Regions from separate parts of the Mus musculus genome. Here region 2 is linked to region 1. The links are chromatin loops, found by intact Hi-C in ENCODE. Cell type or tissue: heart. All regions are shown on one strand.

What was found. Peaks named below come from ENCODE experiments on the same cell type or tissue, not always from the same donor. Only the 100,000 strongest peaks of a DNase experiment are listed, where the experiment ranks them.
Region 2: a loop joins it to region 1, with 2.7 times the contacts of the local background. A loop is called at or near these places in 7 of 42 quality-filtered maps.

Annotation. Positions count from the first base shown.
Region 1 is chr6:73,224,846-73,232,845 of GRCm38, reverse strand. It overlaps Gm40377 (a long non-coding RNA gene), which reads right to left. Exons shown (of 3, transcript XR_869180.3): 3 at 7,012-7,115. Among named protein-coding and RNA genes, the nearest start is that of Gm40377, 6.0 kb to the right of the region's middle. In heart, a CTCF peak has its summit at 4,801 (motif pointing right); a DNase peak (open chromatin) is centred at 4,225.
Region 2 is chr6:72,654,633-72,662,632 of GRCm38, reverse strand. The region is part of intron 3 of Tcf7l1 (transcription factor 7 like 1 (T cell specific, HMG box)); the gene reads left to right. Gm31391 (a long non-coding RNA gene) reads right to left here and starts at 7,377. Exons shown (of 4, transcript XR_003956315.1): 1 at 6,563-7,377. In heart, a CTCF peak has its summit at 4,418 (motif pointing right); DNase peaks (open chromatin) are centred at 2,282, 2,833, 6,280, 7,102 and 1 weaker place; H3K4me3 peaks cover 835 bases; H3K27ac peaks cover 4,792 bases.

The sequences.
Region 1 (8,000 bases):
ATCTGTGACTTTTACCTATCAGTACTAGCTTTGGGTGAGAAAGTATGAAGTTCTTCGCCCTAATAGCTGTCAGTTATCACCTCTCATGACCTCAAATGACCTCTTCTTTCCCATTAGTTCTCATACAACTCTGTTCCTCAAGCTTTCCCAAAATATCTTAATACTTTCACAACTCTGTGCCGATAAGTATAAAATAATAAGGGCATCAGTGCCTTTAGAGGCCACCAGTAAATAGCAAGGTGCCGAGGTAAATTTGTCACCAGCCCCACCCATCCCAGATCCACTGGCTGCTAAGTTGCCTGCCGCGTTGTTCTACCTCAAGTGGCTGGGATCCAACTGCCCCAATTCCAACTGCTGCTGCCTGGATCCGGTTAGATCCGGTTAGAGAGAGGAAGGGGACATCTGCCTTACCTCCCAGGGCAGAAATGGCAGGGCAAACGCCTTCTGCAAAGAGAGGCACCAAGGTCAAAATGGAGCAAAATTATGTTGTTTGCTGGTTAATGGCTAACTAGCTTGCCCCTTTATTGTCCACAAAACTTGGCGACCTCCTAGGTCTACGTGGCTGTTGACCTTTCCCACGGCAAGGAGGGAGGGGTTTTCTTTCACTGTAAACACAGTTGACAAATAAAACACTGAGCGGACTGGAGAGGCGTGTACTGAAAGGAAGCTGTTCTGTACGTAACCACCTTAGCGGGGATGAGAATATTCCAAAGAGACGCTTGCTTTTGATCTTCTTTGCCTACCAGAGTAGACAAGTGGCCCCCAGGAAATTGGCATTTCTCATGGAATCTAATGCTGGAAGAGGGAGAAGGCTGAAGGCAGCCAGAGAGGGAGCCTGTCTCCCAGAAAGAGTTTTCATTGGGTTCAGACTTAAGACTGCCGTGCAGGAGAGCCCGGAGCCCAGACAGTGCCGGTGGAATCGCACCTTGGCCAGGAAGGCTTAGCCATACACACCTCTGGCTTCCCACTGGAAGCCAAGCCTCTTGTTGAAACCCTGAGTATGGACTTGGGGAGTCCTGGACTTCTCTCTCTCTTCTCTCCAGTGCAGCCACATTGAGTAAATCTCACCTTTCTAGTGTTTTGCATTGCTTGTTTATTTAAGTGACCTATCCAAGATGGATGGTCAAGTCTAGCTTGCTAGGGCTTCCCAGGGTCTGTACCCTGACACTAACCAGCCCACAAGAAAACAAATCTATGGAGTGCTTGCTGGTCTCCATGGTTCTGAGGGAGCTTAATGATCAGAAGCCATTCAACAAACACCCAGCAGGGCCCTCTGCCCTCTGCTGTTGAAGACCAAACCAGCTGTGAACAGGTATGTAAACAAAGTGGCACACTGACCCAATAAAACTTTATTTATAAAACCAGGTAGCAATCTGAATTCAACCCAGAGTATACAGTTAGCTGACCTGTGCTGTGTGCTACATATATGGACAAGATATTGTATATATACAGATTCTATATTACACTGTTTGAACAGACTAGACACTATATAGCCTGTGTTTTATACGTTTGCCTGGACAGTATACCATTCTTTTGAACAAAATGAGGTAATGTATATCTGTGACCCATGTTTCATTAATTGTATTTAACACACTATTCATTCAAAACAGATAGCTTTACCTCGTTACCTTATCGGTTATATCAATCTATATTATATTTTATTTGAACACACCCTCTTTAAAAAGCTAAGAACAAGTTCCTTATAAAAAAATATCCTTGTGCCTTTGATCAAATGGTTTTAAAAGCCAATGAACATCTGTTGCCCTTGTAGGCCAGAAAAGGAGTCAGAGTCCCCTGGCATTGGAGTTGCAGGTGGTTTTGGACTGCTCTGTGGGCGCTGGGACTTGAACCCCTGTCCTCTAAGTGCTCCTCGCAGCTTAGACCTCTCTCCAGATCCATCCCCAGCTTTCAAAATCAACAAATATTGCAAAATTCTCTCAGAGGCACTGTACATCCTGTAGGCAAGAAATTTTGGCCAACTTTAGGTGATTTCAATTCCTAAAGTAAAGGGGCCGGTGAAAACGATGGCACTGGATGTCTCTGAAAGACCCTACACCAGTGGTCCTCAACATTTCTAATGCTGTGACCCTTTAATACAGCTCCTCATGTTGAGGTGACCCCCACCCCCAGCCATAAAATTATTTAAGTGCTACTTCCTAGCTGTAATTCTGCTACTATCATGAATCATAATTTAAATATCTCACATGTAACCCCCTTCCCCCCAAAGGAGTCATGACCCACAGGTTGAGAACCACTGCTTTAAATGAAATGGCCACCCAAAGACGGGGTAGCTACACATGTAGTTCAAATGACCCAAAGGAAGCCAGAGTGGGGTACTGTTGGCAGGCGCAGCAGCCCAAAGACAGGTGATGGAGTGAGATGTTAGGCTAACATATGGAGAGAAGGACTCGCCTGGGACTGGCTAACAGGGAAACTTGCTTAGTTTTAAGGAATGATCATAACATGCAAGGATGTCAGGAGGCATTGAAAGGAAATATGTCAAATAGCCCAAAGAGTTGTTTGTGAGCTTTAAAACCTGGGGCTAAAAAAAATAGCAGAACAGGCCGGGACATGCCCGGGCAGGCCCATCATTACCTGTCCTGACTGGCCTGGTACCTCCCTATCTCCCGCCCTTCTGACAGTCTGTTGATGTTTAAATGGACCAATCATGTGAAACCGCACCAATTCCTCCCCCAGCCCCACCCCTTTTCTATAAAAGTCCCTAGCTTCCAAGCCTCGGGGTCGAAACCACTGTCTCCTGTGTGAGATAAGTTTCGAACCAGAGCTCCGCCATTATGGCTCCACCATGTGGTCGACACCTCTGTCTCCTGCGAGAGATATGTGTCGGCCCGGAGCTCCGTCATTAAACTACCTCATGCTTTTACATCAAGATGGTCGTCTGTTCGTGGTTGTCTGTTCGTGATTCTTGGGTGCGTGCCGAACGACAATTGAGTGGGGGTTTCCCCACTAGGTTCTTTCAGCATGATGTGGCCAATCAGAAAAGAGTAAGCGACAGTAGCAGGGGCAGGAACAGGGACTTTGAGTTTACAGATATGTTATGACATAACAAACATAGAAGAGAATCATTTTTCTTTCTAGAGTTTCTTGTGGCTCCTTGTTACTTTCTATCAGTCAGAAGATTGGTCACCCTCAGTTCTGACAGTCATTTTTATTGTGGAATTACCAGAAAAAAGTTCTGCAAAAGTGTTGTACGTAGACCTAAGACACAGGGTGTTTAGGAGGGTAAAGGCTCAGAGAAGAAATGAGGGAAGAATGCTATTGTCCTCAAATGTGTTAAAGGAGATCGTGAGGATACTGCAGAAGAGAGCTGATGGCTCTGCCACAGACGGGATTTCTTACAGTAAAAGTCTTCTCACAGGGTCATAGAGTAACATACGTTCTGCAGGAGAAACCCAGTCAGGCATGGTGGTGCAGCCTTTAATCTCAGCATTTAGAAGGCAGAAGCAAGCGGATCTCTTGAGTTCAAAGCCAGCCTGGTTACAGAGTTCCAGGATAGCCAAGAAGCTACACAGACAAACACTGTGTTATAAGAAAAAGAGAGGAAGGAAGGAAAGAAGGAAGGAAGGCAGTTGAGGTTTTGTCTTTTGCTATGTGTTGTAATGCTAAATACTGGCCCTCAACGCCTGGTTGCCTCCAGGGATTAGTGAATCCACTAACTAACTTAACTTAAAACTATTGGTTGAATAAAGATGCTGACACCCTATAGCTGGGCAGAAGAGAGGTAGGTGGGGTTTTGGTTCCCTGGCTGGGAGTCTGAGGCAGGAGCCCTGGGAGCAGGGTGGGGATACGGAGAGAGGAGAAGATGCTATGGGGTGGGTGTGTCATGAAAACATGGCCCCAAGGAATGGCCAACTGGAGTTAAGAGCTGCCCAGTTGGAACACAGCAAGTTATAACTCGGGGTTACTGATGGGGAAATAGATTCTAATAGCTCAGAGGGTAGATACCTACCCAGCTCTAGTGCATATAAAGGTTGTGTATCTTTTATCTGAGAACTGAATGATCAAAGGCTGGGTAGAAACCCCTGATTGAGATTAAATATTTGCAACAACAAGAAAGAAAGAGAGAAAGGAAGGGAGGGAGAGAGGAAAGAAGGGAGGGGAGGAAACGCCTACTTGCTGGGCACCACTCCTAACTTGAGTACTCTAGAGACCCTTTGTCCAGGACAGCCCTTAAAACTTAACATGCAGGAATTGCTGCTTTCGAAATGTGGTGCTGGCTGACTCGGGAGTTGGAGGCAGGAAGTTAGAGCCTGTGTATCTAACAAGTTCCAGATGACACAATGCTACTAGCCCGCAAACCACACTGTGAAGATTAAGGACTTAAGCCAGAGGCTCTGGGACTTGATTGCACACTGGAATCCTCTGAAGAAAAGGGGATGTTTCCCTTCCAAAAACTTTTAATTCCCAGAATAGAACTACCCAAGACTGACCATGGTTTATCATATATATATATATATATATATATATATATATGTGTGTGTGTGTGTGTGTGTGTGTGTATATGTATATATGTATATATGTATATATGTATATATGTATATATGTATATATGTATATATGTATATATGTATATATGTATATATGTATATATGTATATATGTATATATGTATATATGTATATATGTATATATGTATATATGTATATATGTATATATGTATATATATATAAACAATGTCTCAACTACAAGAAAATATAGTAATAATTATTGACTTTCATAACTTCTGAGAAACTAATCTCTCAAGTTTTTTACAAGTCTAAGAAACTACTAGAGCCACAATTCCTAACTTATTTTGTAGTATATTCATTTGACCACAAGATGGCGCCAAAGGAACAAACTATGCATCAGGAAACCTTGCAAAGCCGACGCCCCCCCCCCCCCCCCCACACACACACACACACACACAAAGCTAAGAGATAGAGACCACCTTCCCAGGTCTGAGGAAAAATCGATCACAGAGTCCTTTAAGAAGTGATCACATTTATAGAAAACAATATGTATACACAACCGTAAACACAATTTCCAAAGGTCTACAGGACCTGAAATTTAAATTCTCCCTTACCATTATCCATCTATCCTTCTTCATATCTCCTGCTTCATAAAGAAAATAGAACCTGGCCCTACCTAAATCTTCCGATTTGCTCACTTCACCCTCCATCTTCCTCTCACTGTCATAGAACAGACTCGGTTTTTTTTAAGGGGTTTTAAATATTTATTTTGTGTATGTGGTGGCGGAGGTCAGATGACAACTTGCAGAAATCAGCTCTTCCCTTCCACTGTGTGGGTTTGGGGAGTCGAACTTCCGCTGTCAGCTGTGGCAGCAAGCCTGCTTAGCCACTGGACCATCTCTTGGGCCAGATACCATTTCTTTTCATTGAAGGTTAAATTACCCTGTCCCTGATCTGTTCCACCCTGATTTCTGCCAAAGTTTGTACCTTCTTGTGTCAGTTTTACACCCACTCACTTTTCTGATATTTAGAATAGCATAAAGTCTTTATTTTAAAATATAAAAAGCCAAAGGCTATCACACAGATGTATGTCATGAACATTTATGGCTTTCTACCATATACTTTCTGAGTTTATATGAAGTCAGCGCTTATAAAAATGAAGTCATATCTGTGCGTGTGTGTGTGTGTGTGTATGAGTGTGTATGAGTGTGTGTGTGAATGTGTGTGTGTGTGAATGTATGTGTGTGTATGTGAGTGTGTGAGTGTATGTATGTGTGTATGAGTGTGTGTGAATGTATGAGTATGTGTGTGAATGTGAGTGAATGTGTGTGTGTATGTGTATGTGAGTGTGTGTGAGTGTATGTATGAGTGTGTGTGTATGAGTGTGTGTGAATGCGTGAGTATGTGTGTGTGACTGTGTGTGACTGTGTTATGTGTGTGAGTGTGTGTGTGAGTTGTGTGTATGATTGTGTGTGTGAATGTGTATGTGTGTGAATGTATGTGTATGTGAGTGTATGTATGAGTGTGTGTGTTTGAGTGTGTGTGATTGTGTGTGTGAGTGTGTGTATGTGTGTGTGACTGTGTGTGACTGTTATGTGTGTGAGTGTGTGTGTGACTGTGTGTGTGAGTGTGAGTGTGAGTGTGAGTGCATGTGCATGCCACGGGTGGTGTTCCTTAGGCCCTGTTCACCTTGGAGGTCTCTAGTTGGCCTGAGGCTCACTGATTAAGCTGGGGTGGCTGACTAGAGAGCCCCAAGAATCTGCCTGCCTCTGCTTCCCCAACACGAGCGTTACCAGGGTCCCACGTGTGGATTCTAGGCAGCAAACTCAAGTCTTGTTCATGCTTGCAAGGTAAGCACATTACCAGCTGAGATACCACCGGAGCCTCCTAGCCTTTTTCTTTTTTAAAAAGTGCTTTTAGTAATGGTGTCTACTTGTAATTTCTGTTGCGGTAAGTAATGAAATCCTTGGGGAAAGACTACGTGTCTCTCTGACAACTGGGACGATAGACTGTTCCATTTCACAGGTCAAGTAACCCGAGAGAAAAAAACCCACAGGCAGAATGAGAGATTATGGCTACCAAAGAAGGGGAACGTGGGCTGCATCTCTGATGCTGTGGTGGCATATTCTATGTCATTTATTTATGTATTTGCTTATTTATCTGCCTGTGTAACTCTGGATGTCCAGGAACTCACCTTATAGACCAGGCTGTCTCCTGAGTGCTGGGGCTAAATGTCTGTGCCACCGTGCCTGGCTGGCATCTTTTAGTGTTAATAGCAAACAATAGCTGGGCAGGTGCAGTGATCAACAGTGGTCCACACAGTACAGAACACTGCTTCTCTCACAGGTTACTTCTACTCCCCGAGCCTCTTTACAATCTAGCTGTCTTTGGCTAGAATCTGTTTTCTAGTCACACTCTGTGGCTGGAAAAAAAAAAAAAAGGACCCAAAACAACCAAAAAAGCCCATGCAGACCAAAAGCCGCTTTAGGGAAAAACGCATTTATTTGGCTTACACTTCCTGGTCATAGTTCATCATTGAGGGAAGTCAGGGCAGGAACCCAAGCAGGAAATTGAAGCAGAAACCATGGAGGAGCACTGCCTGCTGGCTTGCTCAGGCTCATGTTTAGCTTACATAGCCTGGGACAACCTGCAAAGGGAATGGTGTCACCCACAGTGGCCTTGGCCCTTGTATACCAATTAACAATCAAAACATTCTTTCCACAGGCATGCCCACAGTCTAGTTTGATCTGGGTAGTTACTCAATTGAGACTGCCTTCTAAGATGACTGCGTCAGGTGGCTCTGCCAAGTTGACAGTTAAAACTAACTCGGACATTCTGGGTGTTTTTCAAAATCGCAATTAACTACTCAATAAGAAAGCCAGTTTGGGAGTAGGGAGAAATGAGGAAATGTTGATCAAGGGGTACTTAGGCTGTCCCTAGCTCTGAGAAATAAGGTCTGGTGTTGTGATGGTTTGTATATCCTTGGACCAGGGAGTGGCACCATCTGAAGGTGTGGCCTTGTTGGAATAGGTGTGACCTGGTTGGAATGGGTGTGTCACTGTGGGTGTGGGTATAAGATCCTCACCCTAGTTGCCTGGAAGTCAGTCTTCCACTAGCAGCCTTTGGATGAAGACATAGAACTCTCAGCTCCTCCTGTGCCATGCCTGCCTGGATACTGCCATGCTCCCACCTTGATGATAATGGACTGAACCTCTGAACCTGTTAGCCAGCCCCAATTAAATGTTGTTTTTTTATAAGACTTGCCTTGGTCATGGTGCCTGTTCACAGCAGTAAAACCCTAACTAAGACAGGTGTTTATTGCATATTTATTGTGTACAGTTTTAAAAGCTGAAAGGAAGCATGGAAAATGTTTACAGATCACAGCAGCTCCTGTCAGGACCCCAGCTGCCATACGCCATGCTCCCGGGTCATCAGCGCATAGATGTTTCTTCTTCTGCCTCTACCATGGTCAAGAAGACACAGCCAGATGTACTTGCCAGGTTTCTTAGGAGCCAACGAAATAGGATTTGAA
Region 2 (8,000 bases), 570 kb after region 1:
TGACATTACAGAGATTCACATCAGACTTCTACTGAGCTTTGTCGCTCAAATCCAAGTCATCACCGGGCTTTCGTATTTTGCGGTTTCTCTCTCCTGAACCATCAGCGGGACCAGTTATTTAGTTGTATAGTTTGGAAGGTGTTTCTAATGGGACGTGAAAGATGGGCTGGCGAATGTGGGCTGCAGCAGAGGTGACACGGTGGAGAGAGCATTTGGGACCTTTCCGGCTTTACCCACCACCCTGATCCTTGGGAGTGGCGTTTGGTCCATCTCAGGCAAAGGGAGCTGCTAATGCATTTCACAGCCCCTCTACCAGCTCCCTTCAAACCAAGTCGCTTAAACTAGAAGTGTAGCTCAGTGGGTAGAGTGCTTGCCTCCACGGTTCAATCCTCAGCATCACATAAGCCAGACCTGATAGAACATGTCTGTAAGAACATGTCTGTAATCCCTGAGAGGCAGAGGCAAGAGGATCAGGAATTTAAGGTCAGTATGAAATCCTGCTGGGGGGGGGGGGGGGAGAGGAGAAAGAGAGAGAGAGAGAGAGAGAGAGAGAGAGAGAGAGAGCACCCGTGGGTTAAGAGAGTGACTGTGTGTGAAGAATTAAGCTCCCAGAGCCCACGCTGGGCCACTCGCACTGTCCTGTAACTCCCCAGTCAGAGCCCCAGTGTCCTCTTTTGACCTCCGCAGGCACCACATTCATGGGCACATACCTGCACACAGACTCGCGTGCATGCACATAATTAAAAAGAAACCTTTAAGAAAAAAACAAAAAACAAAAAACAAAACAAGCAGGTTGCCACCCCAAGGTTCTCCAGGTGCAGGCAGAAGGCACACTTGCAGAAGTGTCTAGAATCTGGAGAATGCTGCTGCCCATGGGAAGCAGCAAGAGATGCTAAGGCAGAACTTGACATTTCCGGCTGAGTAAGCTGAAGGTGTGTGTGTGAGGGTGAAAATTATTAATATGAGGTTACCTTAATAGCTTTGTTTCCTGTTGCTACTGTGTGATGCATGAACCTTATGGACAGTGGTGGCACACCCTTTAATCCCAGCACTTGGGAGGCAGAGAGACAATTGGATCTCCATGAGTTTGAAGCCAACCTGGTGGGCAGAGCAAGTTTCAGAACAGCCAGGGCTACCTAAAGAAACCTTGTCTCAAAAGCAAAAACAAAGATATCCAAGAGAGATACTCACTGAGATACCAGTTCAATGCAAAGGTCAGAATGGTTACTAACCTGTGCAGACGGGAGTGTGGAGATGTAAGCGCTCTCCTACGTTGCCGAGAGTAGTGCTAAGTTCTCTAAATAGGTCTACATGTTCATACACTGAACTACTCATTCCCCTTACACCTAGAAACATGTCCCATGATCCCTGTATCCACACAAGGGCCGGTGATGAGTGTTCATGGAAGCCAGGTATATTCATTACAGAGGAGGAGCAAGAACGCGCTGACTTGTCACAAACTGTGAGCCTGAAGTGAAGTGTGGTACTCTGACATCTTGGACACCAGGTAGCTGTCAGCCTCAACCTGGCAACTGGGTAAGAAGCAGATATGGACCCAGTTCTCTCCTGTGTGGTGAGGAGACCAAGGCAAGGGCCATAAGTGAAGCTGAGGGAACAGAGCTGAAGGTTAAGGGCCGGAGCCAGAACATGGGCTCTACACCCAGAGGGCTGAGGCAGCTGGCCTCAACTGGGAAAAAGATGTGCTGTGGGCGAGGGTGACCAAGTGTGGGCCACAGGGAGAGCTGGTGTGAGAGGTGTCAGCCATAGGGCAAGAGTGGGGTCAGGCCCATGTGCACTTTCTCCATCTCTTTTCATGATCAGGCACTGAGTGCAGAAATTGCTCAGGTCCAGCAGCCCAAGGTCAAGGCCAGGCGAAGGCAGTTTAACCCAGAGACCTGCAGGCTACTCAGTGAGGGCATAAGATCAGGCTCAGCATTGGCTTTGGTGGGTTCAGTTATTCATTCCTTTGGGAAACAGGATCTCACGATCTGCCTCTGAACTTGAGTTCTTTGTGCCCTCCGTACCGTGTGCCACCACACCCGACTGGCCTTTTCATCTTAAGCCTAGGGCTTTGCGCCAAGTGTTCCCATGGTCTATGCCATCAGGCTGTCCATGCCCGGTGTTCAGAGGACAGAGTTTCCCCTGCTCCTTTGAGAAGGAGCATGGAGCTGCCAGAAAGATGTGCAAGGCTGCATGTCCAGGTCTCCAGTCTGACCTCAGGCCCACATCCACCAATCACAGCATATACCGCTTTCCAGCCATCTAGGAATAGAGCCAATAATCCTAACAAGTCAGGACAGGCTAAAAATCCCCACCCCCACCCCCTCCACTCCTGCCTAGCATCAGTGGTGTGTGGCCAGCCAGTTGGTACCAGGCCAACTGTGAGTGTCTCTTCCCACCTCTCACAGTGACTCACCATAGTACCTCAAAACCAACTGTGGTGGGACTATTCACACCACAGATACCACAAATGCTACACAACAGACTCTGGTGCGTAGAAAGCAGTAGTAAGGGTTTTGATTAGAGCACCCACCAAGTGGGACGTCTCCCCCAGAAAACACTTGAGCTGTTAGAGCTTCCAAGATCGGCTCACTCTAGCCCTGGTTTTGCTCGTAAATAAAGATAACTAAAATTGATGAGTCCATGTGCAGTCCCTTCTCCACTCAGACAGGAACTTGCTACGTCACACAGGCTGTGCTGGAGCCTCTAGGCTCAACTGACCTACTTCAGCATCTTAGTAGCTGAGGGAAAACAGTGATGTCACTTTCTATCTATCTATATATGTTTAAATGTTTATTCACTGGAGAGGGGTACATGGAGGTCAAAGGACAACTTGTGGGAGTCATTTCCATCCCTCTACCAGGCAGATTCCTGAGATCTAAAGTCATCGGGACTTGGCGGCAGATAGTTTTAACTGCCGGGCCGTCTCACAAATCCACTTCCTAATTTTCTTAAGTGTCCAGCAGCCACTTGGTCCTCTCTGTTGTGACTGCCACACCATCGAGGTGGTTGATCTCTGTCGGTGAGGACAGGTCCCGAGAAATAAGGTTCCTCCCAGATCCACCCTTTGTTAGTGGTGTCAGCTGGGACACCTGCTTTGCTGAGCACCTTGATGGGGCCTTTGTTTTTAGAGGAACGTCTGCATCTGCTTTGGTTTTGTGCTTGTTTTTCCTCCTCTAGGAGACCTTCTGGGCCAGGCCTTGTCTTTAGATTGATAGAGCTAAGCACCCCTGGTTTATATGGGAGGTGACTGAGAACAGAGATGTTGGATGGAGCCCGAGACCCTGGTGCTCTGCGGATCCACTGGAGAGCTAGCTTTCTAAATCAAACCTTAGCTCAACTTCTGGTAGGAGAAACAACCGGATTCTTTGGAACAGAGATACGAACAGCTAGAAGTCGCTTGGGACAAGGTGGAGTGTGCACCAGAGCTTCCAAAATATTCGTTGGCTAAACCTTGGTCTGAATGAAAAGGGGGGGGGGGGAAGAACTTGGTTTTTAAAGACAGGGTTTCTGTATGCAGCTCTAGCTGTCCTGTTGCTCTATAGTCCAGGCTGGCCTGGAACTCAGAAATCCACCTGCCTCTGCCTCCCAAGTGCTGGGATTAAAGGCGTGTGCCAGCCACAACAATCCAGCCTTTTTGTTGTTGCTGGTTTTAAAGCAGTAAAAGAATCTGTTTATTTTTTTAAGACTCATGTTTTATTCATGCATGAATATGTATCTCTTCCTCCCTACCCTGTGTGTGTGTTTGTGTGTGTGTGTGTGTGTGTGTGTGTGTGTGCCTGCCTGCCTGTCTGTCCATCCGGCCATCCCAGTGTCCAGGAGTAAGGGTCAGATGCCCTGGCATTGGAGTTTAGGTGGTTGTGAGCTGCCTGAAGTGTGTGGTGATATCTGAGCGCACGTCCTCCGGAAAAGCAGAACGCTGTCTATCTGCTGAACCATCTCTCCAGCCCCCAAAGTATGATTTTTTTAAAAAGAACTTTTCCACAGAAAATTATCTATTGTATTAAGTCCAGAAGTAGCTTATTATAGATCCCTATGGACTTGCAAATTGAATTTATTTCGGAGGATTCGCCTATCCAGCAGCCTCAGGAAGGAACATGGCCTTCATCGACAGTGAGGTGGAACAAAGAGGTTGTGTTTGGGATTTAGTGCTGTCCAGTGCATTGATGCAAACGCTTAGAGCCACTCGCTTTATAAAGAAAATTAGGGACGCAAGTAAGAGTCAAAATAAAATGTTTTCTTTTTCTTTCATTGCTCTCTAAAGTGATTTCAGAAATTTAAGTAGTTTCCCCCCACCCCTACCCCAATCTGGGGAGGTATTTTGTCTTTATGCTACTAAGACTGGTTGGTGTATTTTCCTCTTTTTTAAACATTTATTATGTATCTAGCGTTCTGCCTGCATGTATGCCTGAAGGCCAGAAGAGGGCGCCAGATCTCATTACAGATGGTTTTTAAGAACTGAACTCAGGACCTCAGGAAAAGCAGTCAGTTCTCTTAACCTCTGAGCCATCTCTCTAGCCTGTATTTTCTTCTTTAAAATATTTATTCTGTGTTATGTGTATTAGGTATGTACGTGAGTCCTCAGACATCAGAGAGGGGGTAGGAACTGGATTTACAGATGGTTGTGTGCCACCTTGTGGGTGCCAGGACCTGAAGATGCGTCCTCTGCAGAAGACGGGTGCTTTTAACCACTGAGGCATCTCTCCAGCTCCCAGAGAGCTGGTGCATTTATAGACATAGAGTGATCTATGTGTGTTTCTGGGGGAGATAGGGGACCATGCTCCCCCACCCCATGTGGTGGGGGAGAGGTGACCTTACTGATTGATTCAGGCTCCAGGTGCTGGAATTACAGGTGTGAGTCACCATCCCTTACTAGATATAGGGTCTTAAACAGACTTCTAGGAATCAGCAGAGTTGGGCACACATACTCTGTGCTGTTCCTCTGAATCCTCGCAGTACTAAAGGAGTTATTCAGTAAAGTCCAGTCACTCAAGTTGAATAAATTGGACAATGGTGGTGCACACTTTTAATGCCAGCATTTGGGAAACATAGACACTGCCTCAAAAAAAGAGAAGAAAATGAAACAGGCTCCCTTCCATATGGACCATATGTCCAAAGGGTACTGTGATAGACTGGCCAACCCCATTATAGAAGTGGGCCTACCACATTTGTCAGAACAAAGTGGGTTAGGATTTCAGTACTTGGTGATTGCTGTCATGGGTTGAATGTGGAAAGTCCCCCTACAGACTATGTTTGAACACTTGGGCTCCAGCTGGTGATGCTGTTTGGAGAGAATGAGAAATGTTTAAGACGAGGTGTCTACCTAGTAGACTCATCGCTGCAGGGGGCATTGTAGGGTAAACGCACCTCTTGTTCCAGGCAGTACTCCGAGTCCTTCCTCTGGGAGATGTTAGGAGCTGTACCGCCTGCTGCTCAGAACTCTGACCTGCCTTCCCCACCCATGGTGAACTGAAACACCCCTGTAACTATAAGCCCAAATAAATCCCTTCCGTGTTACAGACATGGGCATCATAGTTAAACAGGCATGACCCCTGCGGAGGCCAGAGGACAAAGGATACAGACAATAACCGTTCCATCGTGAGAATGCTTTGAGTCTGGGCTCTGAGCAAAGCTAGTTTCTCACAAGCAGAAGATGCAAACATGCGGACCAGCAGAACAAAATAAGACCCTACAGCCCAGCAAGAAGTTAAAGTGAGCTGGTGTTGGGAGACAGCAAGGAAGGAAGCCTGAGGATTGGTGGGCCTGGCTTGTTGGTTTTTTTTATCCCTGAATCACTGAATACAACCAGTTAGGCTCTTAGGAAAGGGTGACTAACTGGTGTTTTTTCAGTGGTACAGGTGCAGTGCAGTGAGGAACACTTAGCTTATCCACAGAGGACAAGCATCCATTGTTCCACACCGTCTGCTTGTCCCCTGTGGAGGCAAGAGGTGACCATTGTGGAGTTGGTTCCCTTCTTCCACCTTTCCGTGGATTCTGGGGATCAAACCCAGCCCCTGAGGTTTGAAATTCCTCTATGTGCTGAGCCATCTCACCAGCCTCCACGTTAGTTGTTGCTAACGTGGGAAGAGGAGTGGCTGCGGAGACGGGTCACTGAGGACCACATTTACCATGCAGACACGAGGACCCGACTCCACACCCACATAAAAGCTAAGCCATGTGGCTCGTGCTTTAATCACGGGGGAAGACCAGCGATCTCTGGGGTTCGAGGTCAACACCCTTGCCCAATAAACCAGCTTCAGTCTCGGTGAGAACCCCCATCGCAAAAATCAAGGTGGACTGCTCCTTCAGGAGCAGTTGGCCAAGGTTGGCCACTGGCCTTGATGAACGCATGCTCACACACAAGAGACAGAGAGAGGGCAGGGCTGGGTGTGGTAGAGCATACCTGTTATAACAATACCAGCACTCAGGAGACTGAGCAAGGGGTGTGACTGGGAGTTGGAGACAAACCTGGGTTACAAAGAGAGACCGAGTCCTTTGAGAGGGCAATGTCTCACTGTATTTGAAGCCCTCCAGGGGTGGGGGCATGAGGGGTGTTTGTTACCTTGGTCTTGTCTCTTGGTGACAGCAGTTGTAGCATCTTTTGAGTAAGGCGTAGGAATCCTTGGACTTTATTCAAAGGAGTCCTAGCTTGAGGTCAGGCGAGTCACTGTTCACCAGTGGGGACCAGAGGGGGAGGGTTGCTTTCCTAGCCTGAAAAGGTGCAAAGGACTCTGTCCTTTGCCAGTGTCCATGGAAGAAGTGGAGGGCTTCCGGGAGCTGGACTTTGGGGGAAGGAGTGGTTTTCCGAGCCCCACACTTGAGTAAGCTCATTTGGGAGCCTTGTCCTGGTGCATTCTGTGACAAGAAGCCGTGATTTTTCTCTGGTGCTCAGGTCCTGCAGAAAGGGTTTCCTTGTCGAGCATTCAGAGTCTGTGGGCACGCCAGGGGGTCCCGTGCACACGGAGTGGGGTGAGACAATGTGGGCCTCTCTGGAGCAGGGGCCCTCACTGCTCTCCGGGAGTCTGAGGGTTAATCTCTATAGCTCATTGGCAGCTCTGCCTCTGCCCAGGGCATGCTGGGATTTCCTCCCAGCTGTTTTACATCAGGAAGATTTGTGTGTTGGGGAAATTCCAGGGCACAGCTGCAATTAATCTGCTGCTGGGTCTCCCGGAGCAGAGTGAGGATTGTGTAGGACAGGTCTCCGCCCCGCTGCAGGAAAGCGGGTTCTAACCCCTAGGGAGCATCCTTCGGAGGGACCCTTCCCCAGGCCCGAGGCGAGCGAGCGGAAGCAGCCCACCTGGCCGAGCACTTAGCCCTAGGGGGACTCTGGGAAGGGCTGAGAACCAAAGAGAGATTGCAGAACTTTAAGGAAAAGAGGTACCGTACTCCTCTAATAAAGCCAAAGTAGCGTCCAAAGCAACACTTGTGAGAAATGTCGCCCAAAAGAAAACATCTTTCATACGCCTTACATAGAAAAGGTGGCGCTCTGATCAGCATACCACAGTAAAGTACAAGAAATGGCACACCAGGGTAGCCCAGTAGAGCTCACCCAGGGAATGCAAAAACACTTGCTGAGAAGAAAATCAATCGCTACGCATGCATCTCATGAATGAGTCTAATAGGAGAGGCCACATGGCCATGTTTTTTTTGTTGTTGTTGTTTTTTTTTTTTTTTTTTTGGTGGACGCCAAGAGATTCAACGGCTGTTCCGATGAGAACAATTAGGACTAAAATCTCCCTTCCCTAACAAGACGAACTAGAATACTAGGGCTGGGGAAGTGGCTCGTAGGGAAGAGTGCTTTCTACACAATCCTGAAGATCTGAGTTCAAATCCCCAGCACCCACATTAGCAACAACCAGGAAACAAAGAAACCCCGGAGGCTGGAGAGATGGCTCAGCACATAGAGGAATTCTCTAACCTGAGGAGCTAACCCCAGAACCCACAGAAAGGTGGAAGAAGGGAACCAACTCCACAAAGGTCACCTCTTGCCTCCACAGGTG